2 separate regions of the Homo sapiens genome follow, and region 2 is linked to region 1. A link is an interaction called in ENCODE POLR2A ChIA-PET data of the cell type or tissue named here. Cell type or tissue: PC-9. All regions are shown on one strand. Each heading gives the region's core, and the rest is flanking DNA. Links, peaks and the distances in the headings are about the cores only. Region 1 holds the start of MKRN2OS (MKRN2 opposite strand). Region 2 has its middle 12 kb from the start of RAF1.

Region 1 (7,198 bases), core at 124-5,123:
CAATCTCAGGTCTTTGTCACCTGAGCTGAGTGTCTAGCTATAACCTCTCTGCCTTCACTGTAACAAGAGAAGGTTGGTTGAAATGATTTCTGAGGTCCTTTCTAGTTCTGTGAGTCTGATGATCATTCTCATGTTATAACACTGGAGATGCACTTTTCTGCATTTCAGCATACTGTAATTTATTTAAATGTACATTGTGAAATACTTAACCCTCCTGAAGTGCCTTTACCTGCCATGACACCTTCTCTGTGGGTCTCCCCCTTAAGACTGCTTATCTTTGGAATTACAGGCATCAATTAGGCCTTGGTTAAAGTGTAGTACAACCAAAATGTGGGTTCCCATGAAATCTGAAATGAACTAGACCTGTATCACTGATATTGTGGAAAAGTTTCCAAGATGAGGCAAAAACACAAATTTCAAAACAGTATACAATATAACAATATTGAGGGTTTTTGTTTTGTTCTGTTTTTCTCTTGTCACCCAAGCTGGGTACAGTGGTGTGATAATGGCTCACTGCAGCCAAGACCTCATGGGCTCAAGCAGTCCTCCCACCTCAGCCTCCCAAGTAGCTGGGACTACAGGTACACACCACCAAATCTGGCTAATTTTTGTATTTTTTGTAGAGATGAAGTCTTGTCATGTTGCCCAGGCTGGTCTTGAACTCCTGGGCTCAAGCGATCCACCTGCCTCAGCCTCCCAAAGTGCTGGGATTATAGGTGTGAGCCACCATGCCCAGCCAATATTGAGCTTTAAAAGAATCTAACATACCATTAATTTTCTCCAGAAAGTAGAATATGGTGGGTGGAAATGTTATGTGAGAAACAAGGGGCATTACTTTTTTTCCAAATATTTTTATGGAATTGCTTATTTTATTTATTTATTTATTTATTTAGAGACAGGGTCCCACTCTGTCGCCCAGGCTAGAGCACAGTGGGATGATCTTGGCTCAAGGCACCCTCGACCTTCCAGGCTCAAGCACTCCTCCCATCTCAGCCACCTGAGTAACTGGGACTACAGGCGTGCACCAGCACACCTAGCTAAAAATTATTTTTAAATTGTACACCCCATCTACCCTGATGTGATTATTGCACATTGTATGCCTGTATCAAAATATCCCATGTAGGCTGGGTGCGGTGGCTCACGCCTGTAATCCCAGCACTTTGGGAGGCTGAGGCAGCAGGATCACCTGAGGTCAGGAGTTTGAGACCAGCCTGGCCGACATGGTGAAACCCCATCTCTACTAAAAGTACAAAAATTAGCTGGGTGTGGTGGCGGGCACCTGTAATCCCAGCTACTCAGGAGGCTGAGGCAGAATTACTTGAACCCAGGAGGCGGAGGTTGCAGTGAGCCGAGATCACACCACTGCACTCCAGCCTGGCGACAAGAGTGAGACTCTGTCTCAAAAAAAAAAAAAAAAAAAAAAATCCCATGTACCCTTTAAATATATACACCCATTATGTACCCACAAAAATAAGAAAATTAAAAAATTATTTTAAAATTGAAAAATTATATACTGCATATAATAAAATGCACAGCTTGATGATTTTTCACAAATGGAATACTCCCATATTATTAACACCCAGATGAGTCACAACAGCCCTGGACCCGAGAAACCACCTCTGTCCTCTCCCAGTCAGTATCTCCCTCCTGTAACCGCTATCCTTATTTCTAACAGGGCTGTTAACTTTTTAAAAAAATCCCCAGAACATTCTGGATGTTAATTTTTTTATAAGCAAAATTACTTTTATAATATAAAATGTCAAAATAAAATAGCCTTAAATAAGGATTTATTTATGCAACAACAAATGATCTAACCAATTCTGGGAACACAAAAGTAAAGGTCTCCAATTTCAAGAAGCTCACAGACTAACGGGAGAAACAAAACTAAATGATTAAATAACAGTTCTAGGCTTGGTGCAGTGGCTCATGCGTGTAATTCCAGCTCTTTGGGAGGCTGAGGAAGGCCTCTTCAAGTCCAGCCTGGCCAACATGGTGAAACCCCCATCTCTACCAAAAAACACAACAATTAGTTGGGTATAGTGGCGTGTGTCTGTAGTCCCAGCTACTCCGGGAGGCTGAGTGGGGAGAATCACTTGAACCTGAGGGTGGAGGTTGCAGTGAGCCAAGATCGTGCCACTGCACTCTAGCTTGGGTGACAGAGTGAGACCCTGTCTCTAAATAAATAAATAAGAGTTCTGACGGAAATATGAATCCAGCGCTGCCACTGCAAGGGAAGACTGGGGGAAGCTGACAAAACTTCCACAGAAAAGTGAGGCTTTAAAGGATGAATAGGAGCTGGCAGTTATCAGTTACCATAAACAATGGAAATAAACAAATAGAAACTAGCTCTTTAAGATACAGTCTATGGGGAGGCCTGGCTACTGGTTAATCCTATCTGGTTTGGCTTCTGAAGCCATCAGTCAGGATGACATCACCATTGATCAGGTTCCTTGGGGCGGTGTGCATTCGCCAGGTGTATAATGAGGAAAAGGAAGTCTCCGGAAACCTCCCCTAGCATTCCAGGAGGCGAAAGCTATGCACTGCGCAGAGGCTGGGAAGGCTTTAATTAAATTCAACCACTGTGAGAAATACATCTACAGCTTCAGTGTGCCCCAGTGCTGCCCTCTCTGCCAGCAGGACCTGGGCTCGAGGAAGCTGGAGGACGCACCTGTTAGCATCGCTAATCCATTTACTAATGGACATCAAGAAAAATGTTCATTCCTCCTCAGACCAACTCAGGGGACATTTCTTAGGTACAGTGTTTTTTACAGTGTTAAATTGCATTGTGCAAACTTTTCCTTCTGTTTTAGTCACTAAAGTTTCCTTTTCTTAATACATAATGTGTGAGGTTTGGTGGACAATTTTTTCGGTGCTTTGGCTTTAAATCCTGAGATGCAGTCCTACTGGCTTCATAAAAACAGATGGTGTGCATATGTTCCTGCAGTGACAAGTGCAAGAATATATGTGGAATATATGAAGAGTAAACCTGCTCATATGATTTTCAGAGAGAAAAATATGTGCTCAGAGGCTAACCAGGAAAATGACCCAGCAGCTAATCTTATCTAAATAATACCTTTACTGTCAGTTAATTTGTAGTTTCAGTGACAAACAGGTACAACCTACAGGGCCCGATGAACGGGCACTTGCAGACTATTTTGTATGGAGGCAAATTAAACTGAAGACTAGAACTGATCTATTTCCACTGTAGACACCACCTGGCTTTAAGAACAAATTCAGTTCTCTCTTGCTGAGAGCGCTAGCATAAACAAAAAGGATGAATTAGAAAGCAAAAGAAAGGATTATACCTTTTTTTTTTCCCCGAGACAGAGTTTCGCTCTTGTTGCCCAGGCTGGAGTGCAATGGTGTCTCAGCTTACTGCAACCTCCACCTCCCGGGTTCAAGCGATTTTCGGGAGCCTGCCTCAGGCTCCCGAGTAGCTGGGATTACAGGCGCCCACCACCACACCCGGCTAATTTTTGTATTTTTAGTAGAGACGGGGTTTCACCATGTTGGCCAGGCTGGGCTCAAATTCCTGACCTCAGGTGATCCACCTGCCTCAGCCTCCCAGAGTGGTGGGATTACAGGCATCAGCCACTGTGCCCCGCCAGGTTTATATTTTATTGTCCCCGTGGAGTTTACCAATAGGATTAGGATCGGCCCAGCATAAGCCAGGCTTTAGGTGAGCATGGGTCATAGAATGTTGGTGTATGCTTTAGGAAATATGTTCAGCTCCTGCGTATCATTAGTCTAATGCTCCCTAGAGTTTACCCTCCTAACTTCCTGTCCCCTCAAGAGTGCTGGTTTTGAATAAGAAAATGGGAGTTGACTACTCACCTTCCTGCCTACTAACTTCCTTAATTTCCTTCTGGTCCCTATGAGGATTAAATGAACCAAAGTATGTAAAAGGTTTTGGTCATACTGTTAGGTGCTAAATAGACAGCATCCCTGGGCCTTGCTCAGGGAGGCAGCCAACGCAGAAAGGACATTACAGGCTCTGGCGTCATAAAGCCCCTGATTCCTATCCTGGTTCTTTTAACCAGCTCCAGGTATCTCTGGTTCCTTATCTGTAAAACAAAGATTAAAACTGTTATTTTTTTTTTTTTTTTTGAGACCAGGGTCTTACTCTGTTGCCCAGGGTGGAGTGCAGTGGTGCAATCTCGGCTCACTGCCACCTCCGCCTCCCAGGTTCAAGCGATTCTCGTGTCTCAGTCATCCGAGTAGCTGGGATTACAGGTGCCCTCCACCATGCCCAGCTAATTTTTGTATTTTATTTTTTAGTAGAGACGAGGTTTCGCAATGTTTTCCAGGCTGGTCTCGAACTCCTGGCCTCAAAAGATCCTCCCACCTCAGCCTCCCAAAGTGCTGAGATTACAGGCGTGAGCCACTGCATCCAGCTGGCTCTATTTATTTTCTTGGACAGACTCTCGTTCTATCCCCCAGGGTGGAGTGCAGTGGTGCGATCATGGCTCACTGCAATCTCCACCTCCCGGGTTCAAGCTATTCTTGTGCCTCAACCTCCCGAGTAGCTGGGATCACAGATGCACACTAACACACCTGGCTAATTTTTGTATTTTTAGTAGAGATGGGGTCTTGCCATGTTGGCCAGGCTGGTCTCAAACTCCTGGCCTCAAGTGATCTGCCCGCCTTGGCCTCCCAAAGTGCTGGGATTACAGGTCTAAGCCACTGTGCTCGGCATCCTCCTACTTTAAATGCCAATTCTTCATGCCAAATACATGCAAACCAAAAAAAAACAAACCTTGTTTCTTTCAGAGAGTATGATGGAAGGTCTGATCTTCATGTTGGAATAACTAACACAAATGGTAAGTGCAGTTTTGTAGCTTAAAAAACCCCTACTACCCAGCAAAAGGAAAGCAGTATTTGTGGAGATTTGATTATGGCAACATCTAATAAGTGATTCCATTGTTCACTGGGTTCTTGTACTGCACCATGAGGTAGGCATTGCCCACAAATGAGAAATATTTGACTTTATGGCAAATTATCACTAACAATACAAAATATTTGAAAGCTCTTTAACGTTTTCTCAGTGAGGAGCCTCACAAACCTGTACATTTTTTATTGGTTTTTAAAAGAGGAAGAAATAGATGTCCAGTGAGATTGACTTGCCCAAGACCTCCCATCTTGTGTCTGAAGCAGAATTTGGAACCAGGCCCTCTGACTTCCAATCCTATGCTCAGCCGACTACCACTGGGTCCCCACATTCTAGGGACGTCAGGAGTAAAGCAGGATGTGGTGGGGCCTGCAGTGTTTTTTTTTTTTTTTTTTTTTTTAAGGAAAGTGAAGATTAAACAAAACTTCCTTTGGCCACCTATAGCTCTGAGGGCAGTGTGCAACCCTTCAGCCAGAAGCTTTCTTGTCTGCAGGAAAAGGTCCTGGGTGGAGCCACCTGCAGGATGTGTAGCCTGGATATGGTGAGGCAGGTGAGGCACCTACCCAGGCCTCACAGGTGAAGTCTAATAACAGCCTTTCCTTACCCGCTGAGGCAAGAGAAACTGATACTGTGATCAGAAACCCAGAACAGTTCTGGACTTAGTTACCCACAAGAACAGTCATACTTACCACTCATCTTTAGCAGGTGGAAATTTATTCCTGATTTAAGGAAACAAGATTGACCCATTGGTAAATAGAGAACTTCAATAAAAATATTGGAGATGATGATCCTGGTGCCTATCATTGTCTCTGTTTCCTGGGGGCAACTTCACAGCCCTCAACAGCAGGTAGAGCTAGAACTGGGTTTCTCTCAAGGAAATGATTGCTGATAACAGGGAAGGCTACAAAAATCCCTCCATGACTGTAGGCAAATCTAAATCTCATTAGGTGGATGGAAGATTCTAGAACCTCCACCCTGGATTTATGTTACGTAAAGTTACCACATGGCTACTGTCATTTTCTGATGTCTCTTTTTCACAGAGGTGTGTGTTTCCTTGGGGCTCCACATGACTTTGGTTTTGATTTGCAGGGGTTGTGTATAATTACAGTGCACATGGTGTCCAGCGAGACGGAGAAGGGTGGGAAGAGAGCATAAGCATCCCATTACTGCAGCCCAACATGTATGGAATGATGGAGCAATGGGACAAGTACCTGGAAGACTTCTCCACCTCGGGGGCCTGGCTGCCTCACAGGTACACGACTGCAAATGCTGCCCCCTCGCTGACACTCACATGCTATGCAAGTGGGATCCCCGTGTAGCCTCAGCTCACAGAGGACTCAGCAGCACTTAGCTTCATGTTGAGCCGATACAGACATATTAGCATCTCTAACAGAATTTAAACAGAGGTTGAACTACCCTAGGTTTTCTGCAGAGGTGGGTCAGCATACACATACAACAAAATCACAGCGTTGTAAGAGCTGAAAGGTCTAGAACCTGTATTCAGTTATTTTAGTTATGTGACAAGGTATTTTTACACATAAATAGCAAGTCACGATATTATATTTCCTTAAAAATTAAAAAAAACAATATTCAGGCTGGGCACAATGGCTCTCGCCTGTAATCCCAGCACTTTGGGAGACTGAGGCAGGTAGATCACCTGAGGTCAGAAGTTCGAGACCAGCCTGGACAACATGGTAAAACCCCGTCTCTATTAAAAATACAAAAATAGCCAGGCGTGGTGGTGGACGTCTGTAGTCCCTACTTGGGAGGCTTGGGCAGGAGAATCACTTGAACCAAGAGGCGGAGGTTGCAGTGAGCTGAAATCACACGATTGCACTCCAGCCTGGGCAAGAGAGTAAGACTTCGTCTCACCAAAAACAAAAAAACACAAAAACCAATGTTCAAAATGTAAAAGCTTCTTTTTTGTAATTTTAGCAATTTCCAGTTAATTTCTCACTCTCAACATTTTGTAAGACGTATAGCATGTTTGTGGATTTAAATTATTTGGAGGTTTCCCCCGAAATAAGTTTAGATACTATGGAATATCATAAAACTCATATGGAATTCCATCTCTAAACTCTAGAAGTTCAATAAGTTCCCCAAATTGGTAGTTAACTTGCAACTGAGTAACCACTCTGAACATCTGGGTGAGTCTATGCCAATCTGCAGCAAGCAGAAACGGCCCAAGAGACCAAGCATCCCCCAGAATTGCATTTTTTTTTTTTTTTTTTTTTGAGATGGAGTCTTACTCACTCTGTCACCCAGGCTGGAGTACAGTGGTGCGATCTTGGCTTACTGCAACCTCTGCCT
Region 2 (10,917 bases), core at 2,379-7,378, 130 kb before region 1:
ACTTCTGTGGTATTCTATTGGTCATGCAGACCAACCCTGACAAAATATGGCAGGGAATTTCACAAGCTGTGAATACAGGAAGTGGGGATCACAGGCAGTCATCTTGGCTACCATGAAGAGTGCCAACTCCTGCCTCTGTGTGTATCTTTACTTGCCCTGTTTCTTCTGCCTGTCTTTCCTCATCTCCTTCCCTTGGAGAATTTCACTTTTGATTTCATTCCTGAACACACTCCTCCTCCAGGAGGCCCTCCCTTCCCACTTATCCAGTCATTCCCTCTCCAAGGAACACTGACACGTAGATAGACTACTATGTTTCAAAGCCTTGCCTGGGCCTGTAATTCATTTGTTCTTCTCCACACTGCACAATGAGGCCCTCAAGGGCAGGGACTCTGCTGGGCATCTCTACATCACCAGTAGCTGGTGTGGCCTCCAGCATGAGGGTGAACTGTAGATAATGGAGAGTGAAAGGGAGAACTGACAGGATTGTCCATATCATTTCAGCAAAACAAAACAACACAAGCACATCTTTGGTCCTGATTATCTGGCTTTCATTCTCCCTTTGGAGCCAGCCAATGTGAGCCAATGAAGGAAACTGTATCAATTTTAGACTGGATGTGGTGACAATGAAATAACCAGAAATTAAAGTGTTAGTCATCCAATAAGCCTTGTTCCTTTAAGGTTCATCTTAAGGCTAAAGCCACAGTTTCTCTTCTGTCTTAGCTAACAGTGAAATAAGTATACATTAAGCACCAACTATATGCTCAGTACTACACGCTGCGGGATGGGGGCGGTAGAATATACCATAATAAGGCCCTTATCCCAGAGACTAAGAAAGACCTAAGCCATTACATTTTTTTGAAGCTCCTGAGATTTTTTTTTATTTTTTATTTTTTTTTTAGAGATGGAGTCTTGCCCTGTTGCCCAGACTGGAGTGCTGTGGTGCAATCTTGGCTCATTGCAAACTCTGCCTCCCAGGTTCAAGTGATTCTCCTGCCTCACCCTCCCAAGTAGCTGAGACTACAGGAGTACACCACCACGCCAGGCTAATTTTTTGTATTTTTAATAGAGATGAAGTTTCACCATGTTGGCCAAGCTGGTCTCGAACTCCTGACCTCAAGTGATCCACCCGCCTCGGCCTCCCAAAGTGCTGGGATTACAGGCGTGAGCCACCACCCCCGGAATTTCCTGGTATTTTTTTTAAATGTAGAAATTCCAAAATAGGTATTAAAAAATGGTGATGGGCCAGGTGCGGTGGCTCAAGCCTGTAATCACAGCACTTTGGGAGGCAAAAGAGGGCAGATCAGGAGGTCAGGAGTTCCAGACCAGCCTGACCAATATGGTGAAATCCCGTCTCTACTAAAAATACAAAAATTAGCCGGGCGTGGTGGCATGTGCCTGTAATCCCAGCTACGCGGGAGGCTGAGGCAGGAGAATCCTTTGAAGCCAGGAGGCGGAGGTTGCAATGAGCTCAGATGGAGCCACTGCATACCAGCCTGGGCAACAGAGCCAGACTCCGTCTCAAAACAAAACAAAACAACTGATGATGAAGGCTGGGCGTGGTGGCTCACGCCTGTAATCCTAACACTCTGGGAGGCCGAGGCTGGAGGATTGCTTGAGCTCTAAAGTTCAAGACCAGCCTGGACAACATGGTGAAACCCCGTTTCTACTAAGATACAAATAATTAGCTGGGTGTAGTGGCATGGGCCTGTAATCCCAGCTACTTGGGAGGCTGAGGCAGGAGAATCGCTTGAACCCAAAAGGTAGAGGTTGCAGTAAGCTGAGATCACACCACTGTACTCCAGCCTGGGTGATAGAGCCAGACTCTGTCTAAAAAAAAAAAAAAAAAAAAAAAAAGGTGATGAAATATTTTAAAGGCTTATTTTTAAATTTTTATTTCTATTTGTAGAGAAGAGGTCTTGCTACATGGCTCAGGCTGGTCTTGAACTCGTGGCCTCAAGCAATCCTTCTGCTTTGGCCTCCCAAAATGCTGGGATTACAGGCATGAGCCACTGTGCTTGGCCTTTAAAAGCTTATATTCAACAAACTAATAACTTTTAAATTCATAATCCACCCCCATACAAACATAATGTAAATTTATGATGCTCTTTTCAAGATAAAGGATTTAAGATGTAATTCACAGATGTGGCCAATTAATACTTTTCAAAGATAGTGCAACAATAGGTCCCATCCCATATGAATTTCTGTAACCTCATCAGTCCCGCATCGAGAAGTGGATTCTGTATTTCCTCCCCTTGGCTCTGCGGGCTGTAACTGCTACAGCCAGTAGAGCACAGTGGAAGAGATGCTAGGTCAGTAGGTCATAAAATACCATGACGCATTAGTTGTTGGTGCTCTGAGTCCCCACGTAGGAATTCTGGACACCCTGAGGCCACTGTGCTGGAAGAGCCGGCAGAGGTGCTCTGGCAGATACCCTCAGCTGAGCTTAAGTTCAGGCAGCTTGTTACACAACAAAGGACAGCTGGAATAATAATCTACCACAGACAGTGTGGTCTGGTGTCAGGCTCCAGTTTAAAATTGTATGATGAGTGGTTTCTTGTTTTATTCTGATCAGTGTACCTCTATAACCTTGTTTGGGGAGAATGGCAAATTTTAAGACCCTTCCAGGCCTATATGACCCTCCTGGCCTCGCTCCAGGGTCATCTACATAATTTGTGAGACCCAGTGCAAAATGAAAATGCAGGGCCTGGCCGGGTGCGGTGGCTCACACCTGTAATTCTAGCACTTTGGGAGGCCGAGGCGGGCAGATCACAAGGTCAAGAGTTTGAGACCAGCCTGACCAACATGGTGAAACCCCGTCTCTACTAAAAATACAAAAATTAGCTGGGCATAGTGGTGCGCGCCTGTAATCCCAGCTACTCGGGAGCCTGAGGCAGGATAATTTTTTGAACCCGGGAGGCAGAGGTTGCAGTGAGCTGAGATCACACCACTGCACACTCCAGCTTGGGTGACAGGGCGAGACTCCGTCTCAAAAAAAGAAAAAGAAAAAATGCAGGGCCCGTGGCCGGTTGTGGTAGCTCACACCTGTAATCCCATCACTTTGGGAGGCCAAGGTGGGAGGATTGCTTGAGTCCAGAAGTTTGAAACCAGCCTGGGCAACATAGTGAGACCCCTGTCTCTATTAAACAGAAAAGAAAAGAAAATGCAGGGCCCTTGTTCAAAAGGCAAAAAAAAAAAAAAGTGCCATTAAAAGTTCGACTAAGGCAGGGCACAATGGCTCATGCCTGTAATCCCAGCACTTTGGGAGGCCAAGGTGGGTGGATCACCTGAGGTCAGGAGTTCGAGACCAGCCTGGCCAAAATGGCGAAACCTCGTCTCTATTAAAAATACAAAAATTAGCTGAGTGTGGTGGCGCATGCCTGTAATCCCAACTACTCAGGAGGCTGAGGCAGGAGAATCGCTTGAACCCAGGAGGCGGAGGTTGCAGTGAGCCGAGATCAAGCAACTGCACTCCAGCCTGGGTGACAGAGTGAGACTCCCATCTTGGAAAAAAAAAAAAAGAAAAAAGTTCAACTAAAATGTAGAACTTGGCCAGGCACAGTGGCTCACGCCTGTAATCCCAGCACTTTGGGAGGCCGAGATGGACGGATTGCCTGAGGTCAGGAGTTCGACCAGCCTGGCTGACACATACTGAAACCCTGTCTCTACTAAAAAAATACAAAAATTAGCTGGGCATGGTGGCGCATGCCTGTGGTCTCAGCTATTTGGGAAGCTGAGGCAGGAGAATCACTTGAACCCAGGAGGCAGAGGTTGCAGTGAGGTGAGATTGTGCCACTGCACTCCAGCCTGCGCGACAGAACAAGACTCCATCTCTCAAAAAAGATAAATAAATAAAAAATGAAAAATAAAATGTAGAAGTTTTTCTTTTCTTTCATGGTTTCTCCACCATGTTTTATATTTGCTATTTCATGTCATGTTCCTTTGGACATGGGGATGCTCATAGGGTGAATGCAGACCCCAATAGGGGCCTGTGTGTTCCCACCAGCTGGTTCCCAGGTTGCCCCTCCCACCAACTGCCAGACTGATGTGCTGAGCCCAGCTGGGGGCAGGGAAGGCAATCTTCGCTTCCCAGTAGAACACTGTCCCACCTCCTGATAGATAGTGACCCTCAAGGGATTGCAGCTTCTGTGCCAGGTAGTGTTCAGAATCTGGGTCAGGGGCGGGAGGCGCCTGCTAGGCTGCCTGCCAAATGTGTAGTGGTAGGACCACACCTGGTGGGCTTGGAGGAGTCCCACCCTGACCTTCCTGGCCCCACCCCAAGGTGGAGGGTCACAACAGGAGCTGGGTGGGGGTGAGAGAGGGGAGGCTGCCCCAGGTAGCAGTAGGGAGTGGGGTGGGGTCGGAGGGAAGTGGCAGAACACAGTGGAGCAAGTGGCTGGAACCGCCCCCCTTCCCGGGTAGGGAGGAAGTAAGAGGCTGGACCACGCAGGAGCAGAGGTCTCAAGCTCCATCGTCACATTGGACTTCACATACAAAACACAAACTCAAAGATAAAATGATGAAGAATTTCAAAACAGAGATCACAGAGCATTCAACCCCAAGTATAGGCGCTTTCTGAGCATGGAATGGGGTTCCTGTGTGACTAGCTGGCCTCATGGTCATAAAGCCCACCCTGCCCCTCTCACCACACAAAATAAGATGCTTTTTTTTTTTTTTTTTTGAGAAGGCGTCTTGCTCTGTTGCCCAGGCTGGAGTGCAATGGCGCAATCTCGGCTCACTGCAACTTCCGCCTCCCGGGTTCAAGCGATTCTCCTGTCTCAGCCTCCCAAGTAGCTGGGATTACAGGCATCCACCACCATGCCTGGCTAATTTTTTTGTATTTTTAGTAGAGATGAGGTTTCACCATGTTGGCCAGGCTAGTTTTGAACTCCTGATCTCAAGTGATCTACCCACCTAGGCCACCCAAAGTGCTAGGATTACAGGTGTGAGCCACCGCGCCCTGCCGATAAGATGTTTTAAATAGGGATCTCAGCCCTACCAAAGCCCTTGGTGGGGCAGGGGGAGGTGGGCACATCATTCCCATTTCACAGATAAGAAAACTGCAGATACATTAGCCAGTTTGCTAATACATAGAGTCAAACAGCTAATAGGATAAAGAGATGGAAATCAAAGTCTATAGCTGAATAACAATAATAAAAAAAAAATTAGCTGGGTGTGGTGACGCACCTGTAGTCCTAGCTACTCAAAAGGCTGAAGAGGGAGGATCACCTGAGCCTCAGGAGGATGAGGCTGCAGTGAGCCGTGATTGCGCCACTGCAATCCAGCCTGGGTGGAAAACAAACAAAACAAAACAAAATAAAACAAAACAAAGGCTGGGCATGGTAGCTCACGCCTGTAATCCCAGCACTTTGGGAGGCCAAGGCAGGTGGATCACGAGGTCAAGAGATCAAGGTAATCCTGGCCAACATGGTGAAACCCCGTCTCTACTAAAAATACAAAAATTAGCTGGGCGTGGTAGTGCATGCCTGTAGTCCCAGCTACTTGGGAGGCTGAGGCGGAAGAATTGCTTGAACCCAGGAGGCGGAAGTTGCAGTGAGCAGAGATTGCGACACTGCACTCCAGCCTGGTGACAGAACGAGACTCCATCTCAAACAAAACCAAACAGAAAACAAGTCTATAGCTGGTTGTGCAGCTGTAGTCCCTGCTACACCTGATGCTGAGGCAGGAGGGTCCCTTGAGCCCAGGAGTTTGACGCCAGTCTAGGCAACATAGTGCAACCTTGTTTCTATTTTTTTTTTTTTTAAGATGAGTTTTGCTCTCGTTGCCCATGCTGGAGTGCAGTGGCATGATCTTGGCTCACTGCAACCTCCGCCTCGGGGTTCAAGTGATTCTCCTGCCTCAGCCTCCTGAGTAGCTGGGATTACAGGTGCCTGCCACCACGCCTGGCTAATTTTTTGCATTTTTAGTAGAGACGGGGTTTCACCATGTTGGCCAGGCTAGTCTTGAACTCCTGACCTCAGATGATCCACCCGCCTCGGCCTCCCACAGTGCTGGGAGTACAGGTGTGAGCCACTGTGCCTGGCCCCTCTATTTTTTTTTTTTTTTTTGGGTAGCACTACCTTTTAAATAAGTCAGATTCCAAAGCTTGTGCCTATTCTGTGATGCCTATGTGAGGCTGAGAGAAGGCAATGCACACAACGAAGTTGGGGTAGAGGTGGAGCTAGTTGCTGCAGAAGTGGTCCTCGAGCTGGGATCTAAAGCATGGAAGGGTATTTCCAACAGAGGAAATGGCAGGAGCTGCTTCACCAAGCTGCTCTGGGTCTAACACCCTGCAAGCGTAAAAGGAGCCAGTCCTGGGACAAGAAGAATCAGACAACGCTGGTGTGAAATAGGAGAGAAGCACAGAGGCAGAGTTTCAACAGGAAGGGCATACCCTTTACCAAATGCCACAAAGGGCATTGAGGCCTGGGCTTGGGACACCCTCCTGGGATTTACTGGGGGCCTTGGAGGGTGGTTTCCGTGGGAAGAAGAGGCATTCTGGGGATGGCTGTGGAAGGCCAACTGTCACGGCTTAATGCAGGGGTGGGTGAGAAAATTCAGCCCGAGCCTAGACCATTTTTTAGGTTAATTTGGCCCTAAAGGGGAGGAATTAGGGTACCAAGTACAAGGGGCACATTGGTGTTTTTTTCTTCAAGACCCAGTCGACTTGTCCATGTAGGGCAGAAAGCAGTGAGTCAGGGAGAGGTTGGGGAGAGGGGGAGGAGCCGCGCTTTCTGCGCTCCTACTGTGTGCTAGGGACTGTGCTTTCCAGTTTTGTTTCCTCCCAGCAAGGCTTGAAGGCAAGTGTTTCCTACTTGACCTGAGGGAGAGGCCAAGAATCACAGGGATGAGGGGCAGGCTGGGGTTTGGTCTCCCAGCTGTCTGACTCCAGAGTCCAGGCCAGCCCCTCTGTGCAGAAGAGAGAGGAGGGATTGGGCTTATCAAGGAGAAAATGCATGTTCTCCTCAGGAGCTGGATGAAGGGGTGGCCTGCCCCTCCACACCTGTGGGTGTTTCTCGTCGGTTGGGATGAGAGACTGAGAAAAGAAAGAGACACAGAGACAAAGTATAGAGAAAGAAAAGTGGGCCCAGGGGACCGGCGCTCAGCATACAGAGGACCACGCTGGCATAGGTCTCTGAGTTCCCTCAGTATTTATTGATCATTATCTCTACCATCTCGGAGAGGGGGATGTGGCAGGACAATAGGGTAATAGTGGGGAGAGGGTCAGCAGGAAAACATGTGAACAAATGTCTCTGTGTCATAAACAAGGTTAAGAAAAAGGTGCTGTGCTTTGATGTGCACATACATAAACATCTCGGTGCATTAAAGAGCAGTATTGCTGCCAGCATGTCTCACCTCCAGCCGTAAGGCGGTTTTCTCCTATATCAGTAGATGGAATAATACAATCGGGTTTTACACCGAGACATTCCATTGCCCAGGCACATGCAGGAGACAGATGCCTTCCTCTTATCTCAACTGCAAAGAGGCCTTCCTCTTACTAATTCTCCTCAGCACAGACCCTTTAAAGGGTGTCGGGCTGGGGGACGGTCGGGTCTTTCCCTTCCCACAAGGCCATATCTCAGGCTATCACATGGGGAGAAACCTTGGACAATACCTGGCTTTCCTAGGCAGAGGTCCCTGCGGCCTTCCGCAGTGTTTTGTGTCCCTGGATACTTGAGATTAGGGAGTGGTGATGACTTTTAACAAGCATGCTGCCTTCAAGCATTTGTTTAACAAAGCACATCCTGCATAGCCCTAAATCCATTAAACCTTGAGTCGACACAGCACATGTTTCTGTGAGCACAGGGTTGGGGGTAGGGTTACAGATTAACAGCATCTCAAGGCAGAAGAATTTTTCTTAGTACAGAACAAAATGGAGTCTCTTATGTCTACTTCTTTGTACATAGACACAGTAACAGTCTGATCTCTCTTTCTTTTCCCCACACTGCTAAAGTAGGAATATGGCATAATAGGGCTCCTATTGAAGGTGGGTCTTCAGCCCTGAGGTGTTTCCAGGGCTCAGAGCAAGTGAGTCTTCCCCCTCCCACCCCCAAGTGTTCAGGTTTATTGAGGCCATGAGGAGCTACAAGGAAGCCTTGAGTGTCTGGGATATAGCCTGACATCAGCCTGGACAGTGGCCCAGATGAGGTCTCCACCATTTGGGTTTACTTGAAATGTGACTCTCAGCTTCACCTCGCCCAAAGCTTTTGGGCCTGAACACAGCGAAATAGCAGAGGTGGTTGCAATAGGGCTTGCCTTCATGCTCCGGGTGGCCCTTGGAGGTCGGTGTCTTTCCACACTTCCACACTTGAGGCAAGGTCAATGCCAGTCCTTGCCCTGGGAGGTCACCTGTTCAGCAAAGACCATTTTATTTATTTATTTTTTTGAGACACAGCCTTGCTCTGTCCCCAAGGCTGGAGTGCAGTGGCGTGATCTCAGCTCACTGCAACCTCCGTCTCCCGGGTTCAAGCAATTCTCCTGCTTCAGCCTCCCGAGTAGCTGGGACTACAGGTGTGTGCCACTATGCCCGGCTAATTTTTGCATTTTTAGTAGAGACAGGGTTTCGCCATGTTGGCCAGGGTGCTCTTGAACTCCTGACCTCAGGTGATTCACCCGCCTTGGCCTCCCAAAGTGCTGGGATTACAGGCATGAGCCACCTCACCCAGCCAAGTACACCTTCTTGTTGCACTTAGAGCGCTTGGGGATGGCAGCACTGGGTCCGGTGCAGGCAGCTGTGGCTGCAGCAGGAGTGGACTATTAGTGCGAGACTCACATGTGAATTGTGAGGGAATGCTGTGGGCAACCTTCCTCTAGAGGTGAGCCATGGAGGTGGTGGGGGAGGTGGTGGGCCACCGTGCCCGGCTCATGCATGTAATCCCAGCACTTTGGGAGGCCGAGGCCGGTGGATCACGAGGTCAGGAGTTTGAGACCATCCTTGCCAACATGATGAAACCCCGTGTCTACGAAAAATCCAAAAAAAAAAAAAAATTAGCTGGGTGTGGTGGCATGTGCCTGTAATCCCAGCTACTCGGGAGGGTGAGGCAGGAAAATCGCTTGAACCAGGGAGTCGGAGGTTGCAGTGAGCCGAGATGGCGCCATTGCACTCCAGACTAGCGACAGAGCGAGACTCCGTCTCAAAAAAAAAAAAAAAAAGATTACAAGCAATTGCAATGTGGCAAGGAATAACCTGTTTGGACATAATTTCACACCTTTACAAGTATATCTGTAGGATAAATTCCCAGGAGAAGAATTTCTAGCACAAAATATACATGCATTTATAATTTTGATATTGCCAAATTACCTTCCATAGAGATTGTTCCAATTTTTTTTTTTTTGAGACGGAGTCTCGCTCTGTCACCCAGGCTGGAGTGCAATAGCACAATCTCAGCTCACTGCAATCTCCGCCTCCCGGGATCAAGCGATTCTTCCGCCTCAGCCTCCCGAGTAACTGGGATTACAGGCACCTGCCATCATGCCTGGCTTTTTTTTTTTTTTGGTATTTTTGTAGAGATGGGATTTCACCATGTTGGCCAGGCTGGTCTTGAATTCCAGACCTCAGGTGATCCACCCACCTCGGCCTCCCAAGGTGCTGGGATTACAGGCGTGAGCCACCATGCCTGGCCGATTGTTCCAATGTATATGCACCCCAGTAATTTATGAGAGAGCCCAGGTCTTAATTTTTAATTGTTTTCCAAGATGGCTGTACTAGGCTTTCCTGCAAATGACACCATAGCATATATTGTGGTTGCCACCCCAGCAACCAGGCCCTCACCCTCCATCATGGGCTGCCCATTATGGCATGAGGGGGATTGACACTGGGCCAGGTATCTTTTGCCCCTCTAGGATTCCCCTTCATCATTCTCTCCATGCCGTCTGCCCCAGGAAGGCGATCTCCAACCTCAGAGACCTGCTTGCTGTTTCCCAAACTTATGCTAATCACACCTCTATGCCTTTGCCCATACTGTTCCCACCTCTTGCCCTGCACTCCTTCCCTTCTCAGTCTGGAACATTCTGAAGTTGTCCTCACAGGATTAACAAGAATTTTGGACAAAAATATATTAATAGTTATAATTAAGCATTACTTAGGCTGCACTTTGACCCACTTTCTTGTAACTGAAAATTACAGGGCACTAGATACTGACCATTTGCATCCCCATTGTTCCTACAGATAGGTTTTTTTTTTTTTTTTTGACAAGGTCTCACTCTGTCACCCAGGCTGGAGTGCAGTGGTACAATCATGGCTCACTGCAGTCTTGACCTCCCACACTCAAGCAATCCTCCCGCCTCAACTTCCTGAGTAGCCCAGTCTACAGGTGTAGGCTACCACACCTCGCTAATTTTTAAATTTTTTTGTAGAGACAGGGGTCTCCCTATGTTGCCCAGAATGGTCTTGAACTCTTGGGCTAAGAGGTCCTCCCACCTCAGCCTCCCAAAGTGCTAGGATTACAAGTGTGAGCCGCCACCACACCTGGCCTATAGATCAGCTTTCTGATGCTAGAATAATAAGCCTTTTATTTAAGATAGGTAGAATCTCTGACATTAGAATCATAAGGTTTTTGTTTAAGAATTTCTTAAGATGTTTTTTAGATCCTGAATTCCAGCAAGACAGCTGACCTCAAATAGTCTGAAGACCCACTGACCCCTACAGAGGAATGGAATCAGCATGAGAATACAGTTTCTTCATCTCCCTGTTCCATGACTTTGCCCTGTGCCCTTTGAGCAATCAAGGATCTCCACACTTTGGCTGATTCCCAAACCCCTGAAAACCCTAGCCCCAAACTCTGTGGAGACGGATTTGAGGTTTCCTCCCATCTCCTGGTTCAGCATCCCTAGAAATAAACCTCTTTCACTGCTGCAATGTGGTGAATTGACTTGCCACGTGCACCGGATAAAGGACCTATTATGGTTACAATTCCACTC

Evidence for each region. Peaks named below come from ENCODE experiments on the same cell type or tissue, not always from the same donor. Only the 100,000 strongest peaks of a DNase experiment are listed, where the experiment ranks them.
Region 2: POLR2A ChIA-PET joins it to region 1 with 5 read pairs; 13 of 35 experiments call an interaction of 5 or more read pairs at or near these places.

The regions. Positions count from the first base shown.
Region 1 is chr3:12,540,802-12,547,999 of GRCh38, reverse strand. It overlaps MKRN2OS (MKRN2 opposite strand), which reads left to right and starts at 2,501. Exons shown (of 4, transcript NM_001195279.2): 1 at 2,501-2,753; 2 at 4,771-4,820; 3 at 5,978-6,140. The coding sequence starts at 2,536. In PC-9, for the core only: a CTCF peak has its summit at 2,784; a DNase peak (open chromatin) is centred at 2,459; H3K4me3 peaks cover 1,649 bases; H3K27ac peaks cover 1,394 bases.
Region 2 is chr3:12,671,140-12,682,056 of GRCh38, reverse strand. It overlaps the pseudogene CRIP1P1. Among named protein-coding and RNA genes, the nearest start is that of RAF1, 12 kb to the right of the region's middle. RefSeq lists enhancers at 7,312-8,181, 10,502-10,917. In PC-9, for the core only: no CTCF peak of the experiment used is centred there; DNase peaks (open chromatin) are centred at 5,246 and 5,616; H3K4me3 peaks cover 547 bases; H3K27ac peaks cover 1,093 bases.